Regions from separate parts of the Homo sapiens genome. Here region 2 is linked to region 1. A link is a loop called in an ENCODE intact Hi-C map of the cell type or tissue named here. Cell type or tissue: PC-3. All regions are shown on one strand. Each heading gives the region's core, and the rest is flanking DNA. Links, peaks and the distances in the headings are about the cores only.

Region 1 (6,599 bases), core at 1,125-6,124:
TAGTGCTATGTAACTTGATTATAAAAATTCCTAGGCCAGCCGTGACTCTTAACATCTGAGAGCTCTGTGTACATATTGTAACTAGAGATGACTGAGCGTGTTCTCTTTTGTTGTTGAATTGCTTTCAAACAGATTTGAAGGCTAAATTACAAATGAACAATCAAAGTAGGAATAGATCACGTATAAGAACATCATGAAGTCATGGATAGTGGCTGTTATTTATTACGATGTGCTATTTACTTTTGGTAATTTAATTTAATTTTGCTTACTTAGAGTGTCTGGAATGATAGTAATCGCTCTCTGTTTTCTTGGCAGATATTCTGTCCCATTAATCTTTTTTTTTTTTTTTTTAAATAGTTTAGTTTGGTGTCGTTACTAAAAGTACATGTTTTGGAATCAGCTGCACTTGAGTTCAAAATGGAGTTTTGCAGTTTTTTAGCTGTGTGACTCTGGGCAAGTTACCAAACCTCTCGGAGCCTCCTGTGGGTACCTTGCAGGGTTGTCATGAGGATTAGGCTGATTTTGGAACACATAACATAGCACCTGGAGTATAGTTTTTTTAAAATAATGTTTATTATTCACACTTCCCATTTTTGTCGTGTTTCTGTCCTCATCCATTGCTTCTGGTCTTCCTCACCTCTCCCGATGACATTTTATTGAACCCTGACCCCTCTTTTTGTTTCTCTAATAGCTGTGCATTGCCTCTATTCATTATATATTTCTTCTAGCTTGTAATCATGGTAGAGGCAAAGTGGACAGTCCATTTATTATAAAGATTTCTTCCCTCTGTCTCCTGGGAGAGCCCCTCAGTTGTACCTTCTGGGCTTCTTTGTGTTGAGCTTGGTGGGAATCCATAAGCCATCATTCCGCTCCACCTCAGAGGCCATTCCTTGGATGCATCTGTTTCTCCTTGATCTTGGAAATTTCCAGTGGAACATGCACACATTTTGCAGTGTTTACGGTGAGTTGGGACAGTGCTGTCCGTTGTCCCAATAATATAAGACTGTTTTGGTTTCTACTGTTTTCGGAAGCCAGATTCATGCTCCCTCCTACCTTGTTCTTTAGGGTTATAGATATCATTACCCTCTAGGTGGAGGACTTGGCAAGGAGGAGTTGACCACTGACCATTGGAAATCTCGATACCCACCATTCGCAGCATGCTGGGCTCCTCTCCATCCACTTCCAGTTCCTTCCTTTCTTCCTTTCCATTCCCTTCCCTTCCCTTCCCTTCCCTTTCCTTTTTTTTTTTTTCAGGGTCTTGCTCTGTCACCCAGGCTGGAGTGCAGTGGTGTGATCCCAGTCTCCCAGGCTTAAGTGATACTTCTACCTCTGCCTCCCGAGAAGCTGAGATCACAAGCACATACCATAATGCTCAGCTGGTTTAGTTTTATTTTTTTTGTAGAGATGGCAGAGGGGTCTCACTATGTTGCCCAGGCTGGTTTCAAACTGCTGGCCTGAAGCAATCCTTCTGCTTCAGCCTCCCAAAGTGCTGGGATTACAGTCATGAGCCACCATGCCTGGCTCACTTCCAGTTTCACTTAGCTTAGGTTGTGCCACCTATCAGAAGTGGCCAAGGAGGTAGTAACCTCAGTGACCAAGACCTTGAGTGGATTTCAAAGACTGAAAACCTAATGGGGCAGCAGTAGCCGTAGTGTTCTTAGACACGGAGCAGGAGCAAACTGGAATAATTCTACAGATGTCTACTTGCCCAGGGCAAAACCAGATTGGTCCTGACTGATGTTTTCTCAGTTTTTCAGAGTTATAAATGAACACCAAGGCTATACGAACAGTTAACAATGAAGACTAAGCATGCAAGAATAGCTGTGGCTAACTGAATACCGCAGTTGTTTGGATGGATATTTGTTATATACAGACTCTTATAATGCCAATTACTATTAAGTACCAGATGCCAGATACTTTGAAAAAATATATTTCTTTGGATTTTAACAACCCTTTGAGACAAATATTCTAATTATCTCCACTTTTACAAGTAAAAGGTTAAATTCATTGTCCAGAGTCACATGGCCAGTAAGTGATAGAGTCAGGACTAAGACCCATATCTACCTAAGACCAACGACCATGCTTTAATCACTTCCCTGTAGACAAATGGCATAAGGAATTTTCTAACAACTAACTTAGTGGGATTTTTCCTTGCCAAATTAAGAAAATGCTATGCCAGTCAGGGAAGTCACCAGAAAGCACTGATTTAAAGAAGAACCTATCAACTCCAAAAATATTGTCTCTAGATGTCCATTAATTCTACCAATCCATGACTCATTGGGGGCAATAAGCAACTCCTCCATCCAGAGACGAGTAAGAAGTTATGTCAGTCATTTTGCTCTAGATAGGAATTAATTTACCCAGATTGCTTTCCTAACAGCAAACTGCAATGTACTGTGTGAATAAAATATTTGCTGGTTTGGGAAGGAGAAAGTGGAGGTGGTTTTGGAACATGGAGACCCTTTAGAGTAGGGTAGGCTTTGGCGAGCTTTGTCCAGCCGTAGGGTAGAAAGCATAGAGGAAGGCAAAAGGGAACTTGGAAGGCTGAAATAGGACAGGGATACAGAAGGAGAGGTGGGGAAGCTCCAAAGACAAGTTCACCTCTCTCCTGCTTTTGCTGACTCTGAGGATTCTTGTTGGTGGGTGATGAGGGTGAGGGTTTGAAATAAGAAGTAAAAAGGGCTGGGCATGGTGGCCCATGCCTGTTATCTCAGCCCTTTGGGAGGCTGAGGTGAGAGGATCGCTTGGACCCAGAAGTTTGAAACTGCAGCGAGCTGTGATGGTGCCACTGCACTCCAGGCTGGGCAAGAGAGTGAGACCCTGTCTTTAAACAACAACAAAAAAGTAGGAAGGAGAGCAGTCCTTGGATTTCAACAGTCGCCAGTTGTATTTGGGGCTTTCTTAAAAATGGAGATTTTGGAAATATATTACTAGAGAATTGGATCCAGCAAGTGTGGAGTGGACTGAGGAACTTGGATTGTATCAGTCTCACTAGGTGATCTTAATGCAGATGCCTTGAGGACCAAACTTGTGGAAAGTTTGGGTTAGAGTATCTTCCACTGGGCTGGTAGGCAAGTCTATACCCAACCCAGAATGTGATCCTGTGGCTTCTGTGAGGTTGGGGACTCCCTGGTTGAACAGCTGAAGGTGTTTGAATTGAAGAAGGGCTTCCTCTCTTTGAGAAATGTGCTTAATCAATCCAGGCAAAGCTTTTCAAGTTCCAGAAAGTTCTGCCTCAGGGATAGGCTGCCTTTTTCTTCCTTGCCTCTTAGCTAATTAATTTCTGGCTCCATCTCTCATCCTGGCCGGGTTTGAGGAGGAAGAGCTGGATTTCCAGCTGCACGGAGAGCCAAGAAAAGTAGGGTGACCACTGAAAATAGGACCTTCAGCACTGAGGCTGGGACAGTCCCAGACCCACTGGGATGGTGAGTCCCCTCCCTGTACAGAAGCCCATGTGGTGTAGACCCCTCACCAATTCTACTCAGCTACATAAAGGCTGTGCCATGATGTCCCAGGCCGGGGGAATCACTCACTGAGTAGATTTGGTGCACCCATAGGAGCTGTTTCTTTTTTCTTTAGCAGAAAAGCGCTTTTCAGTTTAGTTTCTTTGGCTTGTTTCCTGGAGTTGCAGGAGGCTGATTGTTGGCAGCGTCACCTGGCCTGAGAAGTAACTCCTCAGTGCTTCCTTTTTGTCAAATATTATGATGTCAAGCATCATTGCCAGATTTTTTTTTTTTTTATCTCCACTGAGGCTGTAACTAGCATGTAAGTTCACTGAGACTAGAGAAATTAGATCTTCAAACAGCCCTTTGGAGGATACGGATGGGGAAGTACCACACAAAGGAGTTAAGGGAGGACGGGCTGTCCTGTCAGCATTGGCCCTGTGGCCTCGCCCCACCCAGTGGCTTTACTATTAGCCTAGAGAGATTGTACTATATTCTTACTGTATTCAGTTTGGAAGAGGAAAATGTGTTTTCTTGAATGAGGAATGTCCCCAAGGTGGAGTTCAGGCTGTTTTCCTCTCAGCTTGAGCTCTGGGATGAAATAGGGCCTGTTACACACAAAGCTCTGTTTGAACTAAAATGACTCACAAGAGGTGTCCAGAGGAAATGAAAGAGTGTACTGGAACCTGGACAAACGTTGCCCTCGATGGAGGGTGGAGCGGGTGAATAATCGAGCTGAATAATCCCATGTCTGGTTTTTTAAAAAGGCATAAAATATTAAGTGTGTGTGATGTGTGTACATAGACCACAAACGGATTTTGAGAGGAATTCATAAGAGAAATTCTGAAAACTGTTTTAAGCACGGCAGCATTGCAGAGTAGCGTACCTTCCAGGGGAAGAGAACAATGTTCTTACAGATGAATGAATACTGATGTTTGTCAGAACTCAGTAATCACCCAAGACGTGATTTGATCCCAGAAGGTTTCCCCATCTAATTATATTGCGCATCTGCTAATATTAAAAGTAATTTGCAATTGCTAAACATACACTAATTGATGGAATAGTTGTGAGAGTAGGAAGGAAAATGTTCTAGAAGCTTTCTAACTGGATGGACATCACTTTTGAATGGAAACTTGTCCAAATCCGGAAAATTAGGGATCGACCGTGTAAAAGGTAGTCCTTGGAAGAAGACTTAAAGTTGCTTATAATGTGGGTTTACATGATTGAATAGTGTCTTCTAAAATTTAGGAAACATATGCAGAAAATTCTGGAAACAAATGAGACTAAGAGAATTAATCCTGCCCTCTGTCTTTAGCATTACAAAAGGTTTTTAACACTGTTGCTAAATGATCTGGAAACAAAAATACTGTAGAAAATAAGAATACATTGTCTTTATAAAGCAGCTTTGAGTCTAGGAGAGTAGGACATGACTTAATTCAACTGTAGTCTTATTTTCCAGTGGGATGGAAAATTTGGCACCTACTTAGATTTTTTTTTTTTTTCTTGAGATGGAGTCTCACTCTGTTGCCCAGGCTGGAGTGCAATGGCACAAGCTTGGCTCACTGCAACCTCTGCCTCTTGGGTTCAAGTGATTCTCCTGCCTCAGCCTCCTGAGTAGCTGGGACTACAGGCACGTGACACCATGCTTGGCTAATTTTTATATTTTTAGTAGAGACCAAATTTCACCATGTAGGCAGGCTGACCTCGAACTCCTGACATCCAGTGATCCGCCTACCTCAGCCTCCCAAAGTGCTGGGATTACAGGCGTAAGTAAGCCACTGTGCCCGGCCCTTTTAAGAATTTGCCTTTGGTAAATGTGTAGGTCTGTGGAAAACAAAACAGAGATTGACTTATACACAGGACAAAGATGACCATCAGCATCAAGTGGTTCCTAAGCTCCTTAAGGTTCTCGGATTTGAGGCAGCCACCTGGTAGAATCAGAGATGTCATCATGACAGCCACATCACCCAACCAAACCCTACACGGCTATTATTTTGAGACATAGGTTTCCTTGGAAACTATTCCCTTAGGATTGATATGATGGGATCTTTCCTGATAATAACAGCTAATATGTACTGGGTGTTCACAACGTGCCATATGCTGTTCTGAGTGCTTTGCCTTATATTCATTCACATAATCCTTCCAACTCTATGAAGATTCCCTATGTTTTCTCTTCTTAGTTTAAGATGGGGAGGATCTGATACACAGAAAAGAGAATAACTTGACTCAAAGGCACACAGCCTGTAGAATTAAGATGGAATCTGGCTTTGGGACTTGCTCTTCATCAACCCCTTATGGACTGCCCCACACTGATTGGGGAATCATAGAGAAATTGTAACAGGTCACATTTCACCCACAGTAAGGAGCCCCCTCCGCTAAGCCTGGCCTCCCAAGACACAGTACATTTTCCCTTTCGTGATTTAACTAGTAATTTCATTAGGTTAAAAACATCATCTCCTTTTCTTACCTTGAAGCCAGGACTTCTACTGAGGTAAATGGTGTGAGGGCTGCAGCTTCAAGAATCAAATTGAAAGTGTCACAAAAAGAAAGCTGGTAAAAGAGTAAAATTGGACTCCCACCTCACACACATACAAAATTAACTCAAAATGGGCTAAAGACTTAAATGTGAAAGCTAAAACACTCTAAGAGGAAAACAGAGTAAATCTTTGTGACTTTGGATTAGGCAGTGGTTTTATATATAATGCCAAAAAACACATGCAATAAAAGGAAATACAAATTAGACTTCATCAACATTTAAAAACACCTGTCCTTCAAGGACACTCTCAAGAAAGTGTAAAGACTACCCGTAGAATGTAAGAAAATATTTGCAGATCATTCTTCTGATAAAGAACTAGTACCCAGAATCTATAAAGAATGGTTACAACTCAGTTATTAAAAGACAAGTAACCCAATTAAAAATAGGCAACAGATTTGAATAGACATTTCTCCCAAGAAGATTCACGGTCAATAAACACATGAAAGAAGGCCTGGTATCATCACTCTTTAGGGAAATACAAATCAAAACCACAATGAGACACTTCATAACTCCTAGAATGGACATAGTGAAAAAGGTGGACAATAACAAATGTTGGTGAGAATGTGGACAAAATGGAACTCTCACACATCGCAGGTGGGAGTGTAAAATGGTGCAGCTAC
Region 2 (6,599 bases), core at 686-5,685, 57 kb before region 1:
GTTAATTTTATGGCTGTCACTCAAGTTGAGCTAGGTGTATTTCCTCCTTTATTATCATTTGCTGTTTCTTCCTTGTGGTTTAGTCTTGTTGAGTGATGTCTCTCCAAAAATTTGAAGATCTTCCTTTCATAAGGATGACTGTATCTACTGACATTTCTAGGGTGACTGCTTGGATTGATTTGACAGTCATCTAGATAGGAGAAAGGAGGGTTGACAGGGCTAGGAAATTATCTAATTTTATTAGTTAATAATTTGTGAAATTCTAAAATGTACTTAGAAGTGGGAGTCGTTTCAATGACTCCCGTGCACTTCTCTCCTGTGTCCCATTCGTGTTCAAGTTCTCTCTATCCAGTCTGGCTTTGATCACCTCTTGAATCTGTCCCCACTACAGGTGCCTTATACAAACAGTACCCATTTTTCCCTTGATCTACATCATTAGCTTCCTTTCTGATTTCCCTGAAGTGAGTCATGTCAGATTACATCTGACTACATAGCTCTGTGTATTAGTATTTTTTTGCGGCAGGGGGTGGGGGTCAGGGCGGCGGGGCGAGGGGTAGCAAATGATTGAAAACTTGAACCAAAGTAGCTTATGCAAAACTGAAAGGAATTTGTTGGCTGATGTAATTGGATTGTGCAGGACAGATCTGGGGAGAGGCTCTGTGTGGCCTCAAAGTACGGGTATAGGACTTCCCTTTCTCTATTCTTGGCTCCACTCCCAGGACAGCTGCTGGCCCATATAGTGGCTTTGTGAGACTTAGAAAAAGGTGCCCTTCCCTTAAGTAAACAACATTTAAGTGAGTACACTGTATTTCTCATAATAACAAAGATTACAAAATAATTCTTTAAAGGTGATCAGTTATTGAACTTGAGGTCATAAAAATTAGTAATTAGTTCCAAATGAACAGTTAGATAGTCAAAGTCTCTATGATTTAATGATTTGTTGTTAAACAGTTACGTGGCTTGCTTTTGGTATCAATGCTTACTTCAATAACTTTTTTTCTATTAAAAAAAGAGTTGCTAGACTTGACAGTATTTATTGTAACTTTGTAGAATCTAAATATTTTAAAATACACTTAAGGCTGGGGGCAGTGGCTCACACTTATAATCCCAGTACTTTGGGAAGCTGAGGGGGAAGTATCACTTGGGGCCAGAAGTTCGAGACCAGCCTTGGTAAAATATTGAAATCCCATCTCTATTAAAAAAAAAATTAGCCAGGCATGGTGGTGCATGCCTATAGTCTCAGCTACTCAGGAGTCTGAGGAGGGAGGATCACTTGAGCCCAGGAGTTCGAGACTGCAGTAAGCTATGATCACGGTACTGTACTCTAGCTTGGGCAACAGAGCAAGACCTTGTCTCAAAAAATAATAAATAAATTTTAAAAATACATTTTAGTTTTGGGAAGCTACATTCTTCAATGGGAGAAATATCATGATAGTATTTTATCTTTGAATTTGCAACATTTAAAAATAATATGCATGTGAAAAGATGCTGGATTTCAACAGCAGATAATTCTTGTGCTGAAGAAATCTCCACAACAACAAATAAACATGGCTACACTGTAAGTGACAGTCCATTACGGGCTTCCTTACAAGACTGTATAAAGAATCAAGGGCACAATGCAAGGAAAATATATGGTACTGTGCTTGAGTAAGCCCTCAATCAATATCAGCTATAATTATTATCAATTATTACTCAAAATGAGGTTGTGGAATTCATACCTTTTTCTCCCTTTGTCCTTCTGTTGCTCAGTGGTTGCTCTAGAATTTCTATAGAGGAGGGCTTTGGACAAGCAATCTGGTTGGAAGGAGCTCTGTAGGACTTGGCTTGAAATAGTGTTTGTACAGCTAGTGTAGCCCTTAAAACTTGGATTGTATCATCCAAGCGTGGGTGATGAAGGGATAGATAATGGTGATTTCAGTGGGGATGGGTTTTGAAGCTTCCCCAACTCATCACTCCTGCACCCCTGCTGGTTTCCGACCATTTCAGGCTTTTGGCTCTGGCTCTCAAATTTCTTTGCAGCCACCAATAATCAACTTTCTGTCCAGTTCCAGCTACTAGCTGTGTGAGCTCAGATCTCTGGCTTCCTTGAATCTCTTGGCTGCTGTAGCTTCCAGGTCTCCAGGTGCTCACCCACGTCTTCCCCCATATTTCTACCTTCTCTCTCCCATTCTTCCTCCCTGTCAGCCTTCCACTCCACCCCATCCCTGTGATTGGGTTGCTACATCCTGGGAGCATTGGGAGCTTGTTCAGTGCATTTGAACACGCTCTTCCCTCTGTCTGCAGTGCTCTGTTCCCTCCTGACTGCCCAGCAAACTTCTTATCGCTGAACATTCAACATCGAGTCAGTCCTGGAGATTTTCCACCTCTGGAATAAAGTGTGCCTTCGGAGTCAGTCTTTCTAGGGACTCTCATCACGTCATTGGTATTCAAGGTGTTTGTATATTTTTTTATGTTTCATTGTTTTTAGACTGTGAGCATCTTGAAGTCAGAAATTGTGTCCTCTTTTTTTTTTTTTTGAGGCCTGTCACCCAGGCTGGAGTGCAAGGCATGATCTTGGCTTACTGTGACCTCTGCCTCCTGGGTTCAAGCAATTCTCCTGCCTCAGCCCCCCTCGTAGCTGGGATTACAGGCACGCACCACCATGCCCAGCTAATTTTTGTATTTTTAGTAGAGATGGGGTTTCACCATATTGGCCAGGCTGGTCTCGAACTCCTGAACTCAAGTGATCCACCCGCCTTGGCCTCCCAAATTGCTGGGATTACAGGTGTGAGCCACAACGCCTGGCCAGAAATTGTACCCTCTTATTTTATTCCTGATGTTTATCACAATGACTGGCATTTAAAAAAAAATGTCTATTGGCCGGGCGCGGTGGCTCACACCTGTAATCCCAGCATTTTGGGAGGCCAAGGCAGGCAGATCATGAGGTCAGGAGATTGAGACCATCCTGGCTAACAAGGTGAAACCCCATCTCTACTAAAATTATAAAAAAATTAGCCAGGCGTGGTGGTGGGTGCCTGTAGTCCCAGCTACTCAGGAGGCTGAGGCAGGAGAATGGTGTGAACCCAGGAGGCAGAACTTGCAGTAAGCCGAGATCGTGCCACTGCACCCCAGCCTGGGTGACAGAGAGAGACTCCATCTCAAAAAAAAAAAGAAAAAAAAAGTCTATCAAATTAGGAGAGGGAATGAGTGAATGAATGAATGAAGTGTCTAGAAATTGCATTGCCTAGAAGAGTTTATCTACTAAGAAGCAGATTTTTTGAGAACCTGGGAATGATGGATTACCCATAAGATACCCTCTACTGAGTAGGTCATTAAAGAAACAAAAACCTTGGGACCCCTTTGAGAAGAGCAATCAATAACCCTTTAATACTCCTGCTAAGCCTGTAAAAGAGATATTCTAAAAACTTTGTTTTACAGATATTTGACTGTCATTCTTTCATGCCTCCCACTGTCTCTAGGTCTCCTGCATCATTTCTAGTTTTAGAAGTTGGGGAAGCTTTTGATCATCAAATGCTTTGTGGGAAAGCATGTCATATTTACAAAGGGAGGGGCTGGGAAAATGATTCTGAAATTGATGAGATTTGGTTTTTGATAAGAGTGACTCACCATATAGAATGCCTTCAGCTAAAAGCAACAATATTGTTATAATGTACCTATTGTTAAAGCCTTTGGGCGTGTGGTCAAATAATTACATAATGGAATCACAGAAGCCAGTAGCAAATGCTGGTTTCACTCTTTCCTTCTGAATAGGCCTAGCAAAGTAACAACAAACTCAGGTGTTGTCCTGGCAATACGATAGGACATTCCAAAGATAAGAACTTCCATTGATAGGAAAAATTTTGACTCTGACTTCCTAACCTGGTATCCATGTACTATAAAGAAGGCTCAGCTCATCCTAATATCGAACGGTGGGTGAGAATTCAACTCCAAAGCCAGATGGTCTGGATGAAAATCCAGATTCTTGCCTTACTAGTTATGTGATCTTGGGCAAGTTACTTATACACTGTGTGCCTCATTTTCCTCATCTATAAAATGGGGTTATCATAATACTAGTAGGGTTATTGTGAGGCATAGTCAATGCATGTGGAGTGCTTAGATTACTGCTGGCATATCATAAGCTCCTAGGAGTGTTCATTAAAACTATATCAGATTTAAGAGTACTTGGGGGTGAGATCCCAGGTGGGAAATTGGCAAATTGAGTAAGAACACCTGTGGATGCTCCTAAGCCCAACACAGAACATATTGTATATGAAACTGTATCCCTTTATTCTAAGTAGTTTAAGGTTCCTCCATCAATAAAAAATACTTCAGGCATTATTAATTATAAATGGGGGAACACTTCTAAAGGAACAAATGAACAGAAAGCAATGCCTAGTTCCTTTCTGGAAATGTTCTATTCTTGGTCCTCAGAGAGAGGAGGAAGATGAATTATAAGAAGGTAATTTGGAAGCCCTCAGATATTACTTACCTCAAACAATAAAATACAGTTGGTTAATAAAAAGGACAAATCTATTACATAGCTTTATGTACTTGCTGGTTAAATTAGCATTTTGTTTTATTCTACAAGCATAATAATCATTTTTCTGTGTTCTACAAGGACATTTCAATATCAGGAAGAGTTTGGATCTCTAGATCTTGTATTCTTAATAAATCTATTCTTAATGATCCTTTAAATGTTTGGTATAAGCAGATTATAACACCCAAGTTGCATTAAGAGATTAATTGCATTGTATAATTCACTTCTAATAATCAACAAGTAGAGCATCTACTTTAAATTATCCTTGGACGATTCTGCCTTCCAAGTTCTTATTAACTACTCAGAGATGTACCAGATCCAGGATGGTTTTTTGGTTGTTTTTTAATTAGAGACAGAGTCTCGCTCTGTCGCACAGGCTGGAGTGCAGTGGTTCAATCATAGCTCAATGTAGCCTCTACCTCCCAGGCTCAAGCAATTCTCCTGCTTCAGTCTCCTGAGTAGCTGGGACTAAGGCATGCACCACCATGCCTGGATAATTAAACATTTTTTTTTTTTGTAGGCACAGGGTCTTGTTATATTGCCCAGGCTGGTCTCAAACTCCTGTCCTGAAGTGATCCTCCCACCTTGGCTTCTCAAAGCATTGGGATTACAGACGTAAGCCACTAGGCCTGGCCTAATCCAGGATCTTGTGTTGTCTTTTCAGTCAATTAATAACCACATATTGAGTGCCTATAATATGTCAAGTTTTGTGCTCGGGTAGCAAGATGAATTATCCATGATATCCTAGCACTTGAAGAATTTATAATTTATTAGGGGAGACCGATTCCTTCTTGCCCTGAAGCAAAAAGGCCACTTTAATCCAAAACACCTCAATTCTGGGATGATGTCTGAAATTCTGAAACATTTCAACAGAGTCATTGAATTGAAGCTGTTATTTTGCATCAGTCAGAGATGAGATGCTGTGATGCCCAGAAGGATTCTGAGCAGGGGAGCAGAATGAGAAAAATGGACACTTTAGAAAACCTTTCCAAATTGTTGGATTAGTTTCTCAGACCTCCCTTAACAGATTACCGTAAATGTGGTTGCTTAAAACAACAGAAGGCTGGGCCAGGCGCGGTGGCTCATGCCTGTAATTCCAGCACTTTGGGGGGCCGAGGTGGGCAGATCACGAGGTCAGGAGATCAAGACCATCCTGGCTAACACAGTGAGACCCCCGTCTCTACTGAAAAATACAAAAAAATTAGCTGGGCGCGGTGGCGGGCGCCTGTAGTCCCAGCTACTCGGGAGGCTGAGGCAGGAGACTGGCGGGAACCCGGGAGGCAGAGTTTGCAGTGAGCAGAGATCGTGCCCCTGCACTCCAGCCTGGGAGACAGAGTGAGACTCCATCTCAAAAAAATAAAAAAACCAAAACCAAAAAAAAGCAACAACAGAAAGCTGGTCTTCCATGGTTCTGGAGGGGAAAAGTCTGAAATCAAGGTGTCTGGATACTCTGGGGGAGAACCCATTCTTTGCTTTTTCCAGCTTCTGGTGGCTGTCAGCATTCCTTGGCTTGTGGTTGCATCACTCCAGTCTCTACCTGTGTGGTCACATTGCCTCCTCCTCTGTGTCTCCTCCTCTTCTGCCTGTCTTAAATCTCCTTTTGCCTTTCTCTTATGAGGACCCTTGCCATTTGATTTAGGGCCCACCCAGATAATACAGGGTGATCTCCTTACCCCAAGATACTTAATTAAATCTGCAGAGACCCTTTTTATGAATAAGGTACCATTCCATAAATGTTGGGGATTAGGACATTGACATACTTTTTGGGGGCCACCATTCAATCTACTATAGTTATTTTACAGTATGTATATTTCCAATATTTTTATTTAAAAAATCTTCAGAAAAATCTTATATATATTGTAGGTGACAAAGTATGTCCCCTAAAACAATAGTAATTTTCATCCACTCTATTTCTTCATTTATGTGGATAATTAAGAATTCACAGCCGAACGTGGTAGCTCACACCTGTAATCCCAGCACTTTGGGAGGCTGAGGTTGGTGGATCACCTGAGCTCAGGAGTTCGAGACCAGCCTGGCCGACGTGATGAAACCCCATCTCTACTAAAAAAACAAAAATTAGCCT

The links. A loop is a pair of places that touch in the nucleus more often than their neighbours do. Peaks named below come from ENCODE experiments on the same cell type or tissue, not always from the same donor. Only the 100,000 strongest peaks of a DNase experiment are listed, where the experiment ranks them.
Region 2: it touches region 1 in a loop (8-fold over the local background); 1 of 110 quality-filtered maps calls a loop at or near these places.

What each region holds. Positions count from the first base shown.
Region 1 is chr10:21,132,575-21,139,173 of GRCh38, reverse strand. It overlaps a transcript of NEBL not described here. Among named protein-coding and RNA genes, the nearest start is that of NEBL-AS1, 38 kb to the left of the region's middle. In PC-3, for the core only: no CTCF peak of the experiment used is centred there; a DNase peak (open chromatin) is centred at 4,113; H3K4me3 peaks cover 1,499 bases; H3K27ac peaks cover 2,611 bases.
Region 2 is chr10:21,188,750-21,195,348 of GRCh38, reverse strand. It overlaps a transcript of NEBL not described here. Among named protein-coding and RNA genes, the nearest start is that of NEBL-AS1, 18 kb to the right of the region's middle. In PC-3, for the core only: no CTCF peak of the experiment used is centred there; a DNase peak (open chromatin) is centred at 3,618; H3K4me3 peaks cover 477 bases; H3K27ac peaks cover 2,055 bases.